3 separate regions of the Homo sapiens genome follow, and all the other regions are linked to region 2. Evidence: chromatin loops called from intact Hi-C (ENCODE). Cell type or tissue: sigmoid colon. All regions are shown on one strand. Region 1 overlaps DELEC1 (deleted in esophageal cancer 1). Region 2 overlaps TNC (tenascin C). Region 3 overlaps DELEC1 (deleted in esophageal cancer 1).

Region 1 (2,500 bases), 110 kb after region 2:
ACTTATGGTGGGATTACATCCCAATAAACCCATCATAAGTTAAACCTATCATAAGTCAAAAATGCATTTAATACACCTAACCCACTGAACATCACAGCACAGACAATGTCAGGCACTTTATTACATGTAGTAAAGTTGACATGACTCTTAATCCTACTAACAACCCTAGGAGATAGATTCTGTTATTATTACCATTTCATGATTTAGGAAGCTGAGAATCAGAGAGGTTAGTGGCTGGGGTTGAAATTCAAGTAGTACAGTGTAAGAGCCTTTGCTTCTCCTAGAGGCTCTGTAAAGGTCTGTTGAATAACTGAGTAGACGATAGATTGATTGCAATATAGTTCCTCTGTTGCCTTTTTGAAGTGTTAGTTTAGTAAGCAACCACAGAGAAATTATTATCTACTAGAGATGGGAATAGGAACGGTTTCCTAAATCAGGGTTGGCCAATAGTCTTTAGTTCAAACTAAAAGCCATCACTTCTGCAACATTATGTGTCAAGCATGAGCTATATGACATGAAAGATAAAGTGATGTAGCAAATGTATTCATAATTCAGCAATATGAGATTATGAGAAGGAGCATATTCCTGTGCACTCACTCTGAGGTCAAAGGAGACACCCATTTTCCTCTTGAGGGAAATAGTGAGAGGTGTTTACCTGAAGGCCCCTGGTTTGTGCTCCCCCATAGCTGGGGAGAGGGAGCTGCTGCCGCCCTTTCCAGTAGGAGTTGTATATTCTATAATGTCCTTATCACAATTCCTTTAAGGGCCTCCAGCACTTTGGAAGCATAGAAAAAAGAAACAACATTCCTGCATCGCGGGGCCATTGATGAATAAGAATGTTTATAAGAAGGCAAGCATCTTTGCACTCTATACATTTCCAAATCTTTTAGAAACATATCTAAGAACTTCTTAGTTCCCCTCCATGGTTACTGGATCTACAAACTTGGAATTTCCCCATTGGCCCTCTGATTGTATTTGGAGTCTGTTCTTCATCTTGTGGATCCTCTGGGCTCTGTCTTGAACTGTTGGAACATTTTGCTCCCACAGCTGTTGGAAGTGACCCATTAAGGTAGCCAGAGTCAGTCACTCAGCATCTTAATGGCAAGACCAAAAGGGGTGAAAGAAATAGAAGTCACGGTTAGTAAGCGACTGACCTCATTCTGCAGGAATTCTTTCTGGAAAGAGAGCAGTAGAATGTTGTGACAGGCAGTAAGTCATCTGTAAGAATGTTTACCGTGGAATTCTAGCAAAAGAAATGGCTCAAGAAACTTCCTGGGTAACACAAATAGAGTCTGCTCAGAGGCCCCAAAAGAGAGTGACTGGAAAACTTTAGCCTTGTGAGGGAGGCTGTCTACTCCAGTGTTGGAGTCAGCTGGAGGTGCAGCAGCGCTTGAGCTATCCAAACTGCTAGGATGTTGTTAATAAAAGAACCTTCTCGTTCTCGAGTCAACATGGCTAAAACAGCCAGCCATGAGATGTATGGGAAAGAAGTGCAGAGCAAGTTGTTATTTATTGAATGTGTAGTTAGGAATTACTATTTCCATTTCATGGAGGCTTAAGTAGATTGAGAAATTTGTCTGAGTTCACAAAGTTTGTTAAGTTTCAGACTCTGGGTTTAGACCCATGTGTTTCTGACTCCAAATCCTGCATGGTTGGCTTTTGTGAGAGCAAGGTTACACACTGTACACATTTTTTTTCCTCCATTGCACCATTCACTGTCCTAGGTATATAGAATCCTGGAACACAGGATTGGAAGGACCTTTAGGCATCCCATGGTCTAATCTTCTCATGGTACAGATGAGAATGGGCTCAGAGAAGGGAAGGGCCTTGCTCAGACTCACACAAAGGCTAGGGCCAGAATAGATGGTGCCTGACTCTCAGTTCAGGATGCTTATTCTGACAAGGCCCGTCACTTCACATGGATATTTAATGTATTTTGCTAGTTGGTTAAAAATAATGTAATGTATGGCAGAACCATCTCTCTTTCTTCAAGGTAAGCCATTGCTAAGTCTCGAGTCCTTTTTTGTCCCACAGCTCCTTTTTTCATTGATTATTATCATTTGGTCTATAAAGCCTTTCACCTTCATTTCAGTGAACAATACTGCTGTGGGAGACACTGGAGATGCAAAGATAAATCAGTCCTGGTTCATGAGCTTCAGGAACTTAGGAGCAGTTTGGAGAGTCAGATATGAGAACAGCTTGTTTTCATACATTATTACACAATCATATGTAATATATAGCTGGGGGGATATAGAAGTGAATATGAGAAGACCTACCCCAACCTGGGAAATTAGAGGAGTCTTCCTGTCTTCCTGGAGGATTAATTGATTAAAGTGACTCATTATTTCATTCCTACAACAAATATTTAGCAGACACCTCTTCTGTGTCAGATACTCTTCCAGTTATTAAGGGATGCAGCACTAAGAAAGCAAAAATATTCCTCACCTTCATGGGAGAAATGCAACAAGTGTAACTAAACAAAATATTACTCAAGTTTGCA
Region 2 (2,500 bases):
GCTGGTGCCTGCTCATATTGTCACTGAGAGCAAAACAATACCAAACCATAAAATATGAAACTTACCTATACCTGGAAATTGAAATTACACAATTATTTCTAGAGTAGCTCATTACAAAATGGAGGGGTTCATTGAAAAGCACTCTCTCTTTCTCCAGTCTCTTACTTATATTTGATTTTACTTTCTGGCAGCTGTAGTTTGCTGGTGCTCTAAACAAGTGTTTAATCTGTCAACTGGGTACATTAGCACTGATGGTTGCCAAACAAGAAAACATTTCTGTTTTATTTATTTATTTATTTTTTATTTTTATTTTTTTGAGACAGAGCCTCCCTCTCTCACCCAGGCTGGAGTGCAGTGGTGCGATCTCGGCTCACTGCAGCCTCCGCCTCCCAGGTTCAAGCAGCTCTCCTGCCTCAGCCTGCCGAGTAGCTGGGACTACAGGCATGCACCACTATGCCCAGCTAATTTTTGTATTTTTAGAAGAGACGAGGTTTCACCATGTTGGCCAGGCTGGTCTCAAACTCCTGGTCTCAAGTGATCCACCTGCCCTGGCCTCCCAAAGTGCTGGATTACAGATGTAAGCCACTGTACCTGGCTTAAAATTTCAGACTTTTTAATTAAATCTGCTAAAACTAGCTTCTTTTGTGGTCTCTGAAAAGTTGAGACTGCTCAGTATGGCCTGAAGCGGTCTGGTTAAGATTTTAGATTCTGGTTTTCTTCTTTGTAAAAGATGACAACTGTTTCCTAAACGGGGTGTCTCACACTGGTAGGCAGAGATACTAACAGGAGAGGAGGAATGGGCCAGGAAAACATGTAGAGGCTGGAGATGTATTTTTATTTTTATTTTAAATGACCTACCAGACTCCCTTGAGGTTTCAGTTGGGAGCCACATGAACATTACTGGCCTTTTCAACCTACCCATGCATTTTTATCATCCTGTACCAAATGTGGCAGGGAGAAGAGCGAATGGGAAGAGTTTACAGCAGGAAAGACACTCCTTAGAGTGAGGAGAGACTTGGACAAAACCTTACCTTTCTCGCCTGTGTAGGAGATGACATAACTGTCCACAGTGGCAATGGCTGGCTGCCACCTGGCCAAGGCTTCTGAGTCAGTGATGTTGGCTGTCACCAGGCCAGATGGGCCATCCAGAGCTGCAAAGAAAGATGGTGGACAGGAGGGAAGTCATTGGGTGGGACATCAGACTCTAGCTGCTCTGCTGTCCACACTGCTTATGGAGTCCTGATGTTAGGACAGTGTCAGCTGCATGGAATGGTTCAGAGACCTAAGCCTGGAGCCAGCCTGACCTGGCTTTGAGTAATGACTCCCTCCCTTGCTGGCTCAGTTACTTTGGGCCTCTATATCCTCATGTGTAAAATAGGGATAGTAATTCTGGCTGGTTTCATCTTCAGTGTTATTTTGATTTTTCCATTATATTATGGGTGGAAAGGAGCTGTGTAAACTGAACAAGGCTGAACACATGACAAGAATTATTATTGTTTATATTACTTTCCCCAGAGAAAGAACTTACACAGAGGGGACTTGCATAGTTAAGACTGCCCGAGCCTTTTCTTTTCTTTTCTCTTTTCTTTTCTTTGCTTTTTTCTTTTCTTTTTTTTGAGACAGACTGTCACTCTGTCGCCCATGCTGGAGTGCAGTGGCACGATCTCGGCTCACTGCAACCTCTGCCTCCCGGGTTCAAGCAATGATCCTGCCTCAGCCTCCCAAGTAGCTGGGATTGCAGGTGTGCACCACCAAGCCCAGCTAACTTTTGTATTTTCAGTAGAGATGGGTTTTTTCACCATGTTGGCTAGGCTGGTCTTGAACACCTGACCTCAGGTGATCCACCTTCCTTGGCCTCCCAAAGTGCTGGGATTACAGGCGTGAGTCACCGCACCTGGCCCCGAGCCTTTTCTGAGCTTTGAGTGGTATTTCTCCTTAGATGGCTTGCAGAGAACATAAAGCCAGGCTCTGGAGGCCGGTGGTCCCGGGTTCTACCATGGCTTCTCTGCCTGGTGCCTCTGTGCCCTGGGAAAATTCATTTCCCTTCTCCAAACTTCACTTTCTTCAGCTGCCAAAGGGTGACTGTTTAGTTAATAAAGACTAGCTAAGCAATGTGTGATGTGTAAGATGTACTAGGGAAAGCTCTCAATACTTGCAGTTGTTATTAAGATCTCTATTAAAGGTATTTGAAGTCTTAAGTATGGTTTTCAAATGACTTGTTCTGAGAAAGGATGGATATTCAAAGGATATTTATCCCTGGCCTCTTTTAACTGACCTCTCCTACTACCCAACATCACTTTCTCAGAAGCCAGCATGAATCTGACCATTTCCTCTTGCTTTTGCACTTACTACTCAATTGTGCCCATGCCAGCAGCCCTGGCGAGGGTGGAGGGAAGCTATCCTCAGCTCATTTCACAGAGAGGCACCTGAGCCTTGAGGGATGAAATGACTGGTCTGAGAGCCAGGATGTGGCAGGGCAACTGGGGAGCCCACATTGTCC
Region 3 (2,500 bases), 170 kb after region 2:
CATCTTTCCCTTACTACTATTAATTCTGGACCTTAAGTAAGTTGTGTACCTTTTTCAAGTTTCCTCATCTGTAAGAAGGAGGACAATAATAATTCCTATCTTGTATGTTATTGTCAGAATTTAATGAGTTAACAAATATATGTAATATATATGTTTTATATATATATACACATTTTGGTTTAGTGTTTGGCATATAGTTAAGTACAAAATAAATATTAGCTATTGATATTAATTTTGGGGTTGGAGGTCAAGAAATAAGGCTGGAAAGTTGGGAGGCTCCATTGTGAAGAGTGACTTAATGATTAAGAAGCTGGATTTTGGGCAAGAAAAAAGAGGGGCTTTGGACAGGAGAGTGCATTCATTTTCTATTGCTGCCGCACAACATGAAACTTAGTGGTCTGAAACAACACAGACTCACAGTTCTGGAGATCAGATGTGTAACATGGTAGGCAGATTGCATTCCTCTGGTTTTGGGGAAGCCGTACCTTTCTCAGCTTCTAGAGGTTCTCCATATTCCCTGGCTGGTGGCCAAGCATATTCCGAATTCTGCTTCCGTTGCCACATCTTCGTGTCTGCCTGACTCTACTGTGTCTCTCTCACAAGAACTTTTGTCCCAGATAGTCCAGGACTATCTCCCCATCTCAAGATCCTTAATTTAATTACATTGGCAAAGTCCCTTTTGCCATGTAAAGTAACAAATTTGCAAGTTCTGGGGATTAGAATTTGGGCTTTGATGGAGGACATTTCAGCCTACCACAGAAAGTAACATGGCTGTCTGGGGATTTTCCAGGATAGCTTGTGAGATTAGAGTTAGGAAGGCCAGTTAAGATGCTGTTGTGAGAATGTGAGAATGCTGTTGTGAGAATGTTGTGGGGAATGTGAATGTAAGCATTAGGGGCAATCAGGACACTGGGGAGGAATGGCTGCTGAAGAACTAAAATCACCAAGACTTGGCTAATGAGATTAGGAGAAGGGCTTCTTTCTAGATTTCTAGCTGCAGGGACTTTCAGCTAGGGGATGGTGGTGTCAGCAGGAGCTGGCAAATACCAGGGGAGGTGACCGACACATTGACTAAGGCTTTCTGAGAAATCTTGCTTCCTGTAGCCTGCAGCCATTCGTTATAAAACACAGAGAGCAGTCTGGCCCAGAACAGAGTTTCCCACATTTCACTCATTCTTAACAACTTTTTCCAAACCTGTCTTTTTAATGTTTCAATTTCTGAATATTTTTCTTTAAATAGACTCCAGTAAAAGTAGCTTCATCCTAAACAATTAGTTTCACAAAACCACAACTCTGATATGCCTGGATATTTGGATGCACATACTATTCATACATACTCATTAAAATGGAAATGTATTTTTCCATGCACCAGCTAAAATTATTTCTCAAACCATCAGTGCTAAGCAAACCACATATATGCAAATGTCGGGGAAATGACAAAAACACAGACTGAGAGATTCAAACCTAGACTTGAGTGTATCACTTGAGTCCCTGGACTTTTATTTCCTCATATGTGAAATAAAGATAATGTCTAACTTATAATAACTTAGTTAGATAATTAGTGTATGGAAAATGCAAGGTGCCATATCTTATAACAGGAACCCAGCCTATTATATGCATTTATATTGTTGAATCTTGTGATGTTTTTTCCTTATATATTAAATAAGTCAGTCTTTTCATAAGACCTGTCAGTTAATTTTGATAAACACACTAGGGAATTCATCGTCTTTGCAGTCTAGGTGGCAAAGCAATTTTACTTACTGTTTTTTATTACCTCATGAGTCTTCTTTACTTCCAGGGTACTTCTTTACTTCCAGAGGAGGTATGGAGGTATGGAGGTAGACATAGCCAGCTGAGCACACTTAGTGACCAAGAATAAATTCTTCTATCGTCAAGTCCATTCTCCTGCCTCCACTTTTTAGGGATACTCAATAAGACTGATGTGACTTTCCCCATGTTACTTGAAAATGAACAGTTTAAGGAAGAGGGAAAAGTAAACCAAGAGCCAGAGGATCAAGTGACCACGAGGGGCTTAGGGAAGGCATTCATTCCTGTTGACTGTGCTAGGAGAACCCTGGGTCAGGAGATGCTGGACTCCTGGGGTAGAAAACCTAGTTCTTTTCAAAGATTTAAAGTAAAGTTTTGAGGTGGAAAGCCCTACTGTTTTCTGGACTATATTAGAATCATTCCTCTCCTCATGGCTGTGGATCATATTGCTTATAAAATACCAGCCTCGTGACCCATTTGAGAACATCACTGAAGGTCCACAAGATAGGAACAAATGGGTTTTAAAAAACACCCCAGGGTCTCTCCCTACTGAATCCCTACCCAGTCTAACAGAATTAGACTCAAAGCAGCATTTGCAGAAGATAGCCCTCTTTGCATGAGCTTTCCAATGATACATCTGGTTTTCCTTTTGAAAAAGGCCCTCAAACCTCATAAAACTGAAGTCCTTTGATTCAAACCACAAATTCCTTATAGCTAACCTCAGCAAAACTCC

What was found. Hi-C counts contacts between places; a loop is a spot of excess contacts. Peaks named below come from ENCODE experiments on the same cell type or tissue, not always from the same donor. Only the 100,000 strongest peaks of a DNase experiment are listed, where the experiment ranks them.
Region 1: a loop joins it to region 2, with 2.9 times the contacts of the local background. A loop is called at or near these places in 7 of 110 quality-filtered maps.
Region 3: it touches region 2 in a loop (3-fold over the local background); 7 of 110 quality-filtered maps call a loop at or near these places.

The regions. Positions count from the first base shown.
Region 1 is chr9:115,145,627-115,148,126 of GRCh38, forward strand. All of the region lies in intron 1 of DELEC1 (deleted in esophageal cancer 1), which reads left to right. Among named protein-coding and RNA genes, the nearest start is that of DELEC1, 5.1 kb to the left of the region's middle. In sigmoid colon, no CTCF peak of the experiment used is centred here; DNase peaks (open chromatin) are centred at 1,065 and 1,345; H3K27ac peaks cover 384 bases.
Region 2 is chr9:115,037,230-115,039,729 of GRCh38, forward strand. It overlaps TNC (tenascin C), which reads right to left. Exons shown (of 28, transcript NM_002160.4): 20 at 1,032-1,151. Among named protein-coding and RNA genes, the nearest start is that of TNC, 80 kb to the right of the region's middle. In sigmoid colon, no CTCF peak of the experiment used is centred here; a DNase peak (open chromatin) is centred at 1,112.
Region 3 is chr9:115,206,240-115,208,739 of GRCh38, forward strand. All of the region lies in intron 1 of DELEC1 (deleted in esophageal cancer 1), which reads left to right. Among named protein-coding and RNA genes, the nearest start is that of DELEC1, 66 kb to the left of the region's middle. In sigmoid colon, no CTCF peak of the experiment used is centred here; no DNase peak of the experiment used is centred here.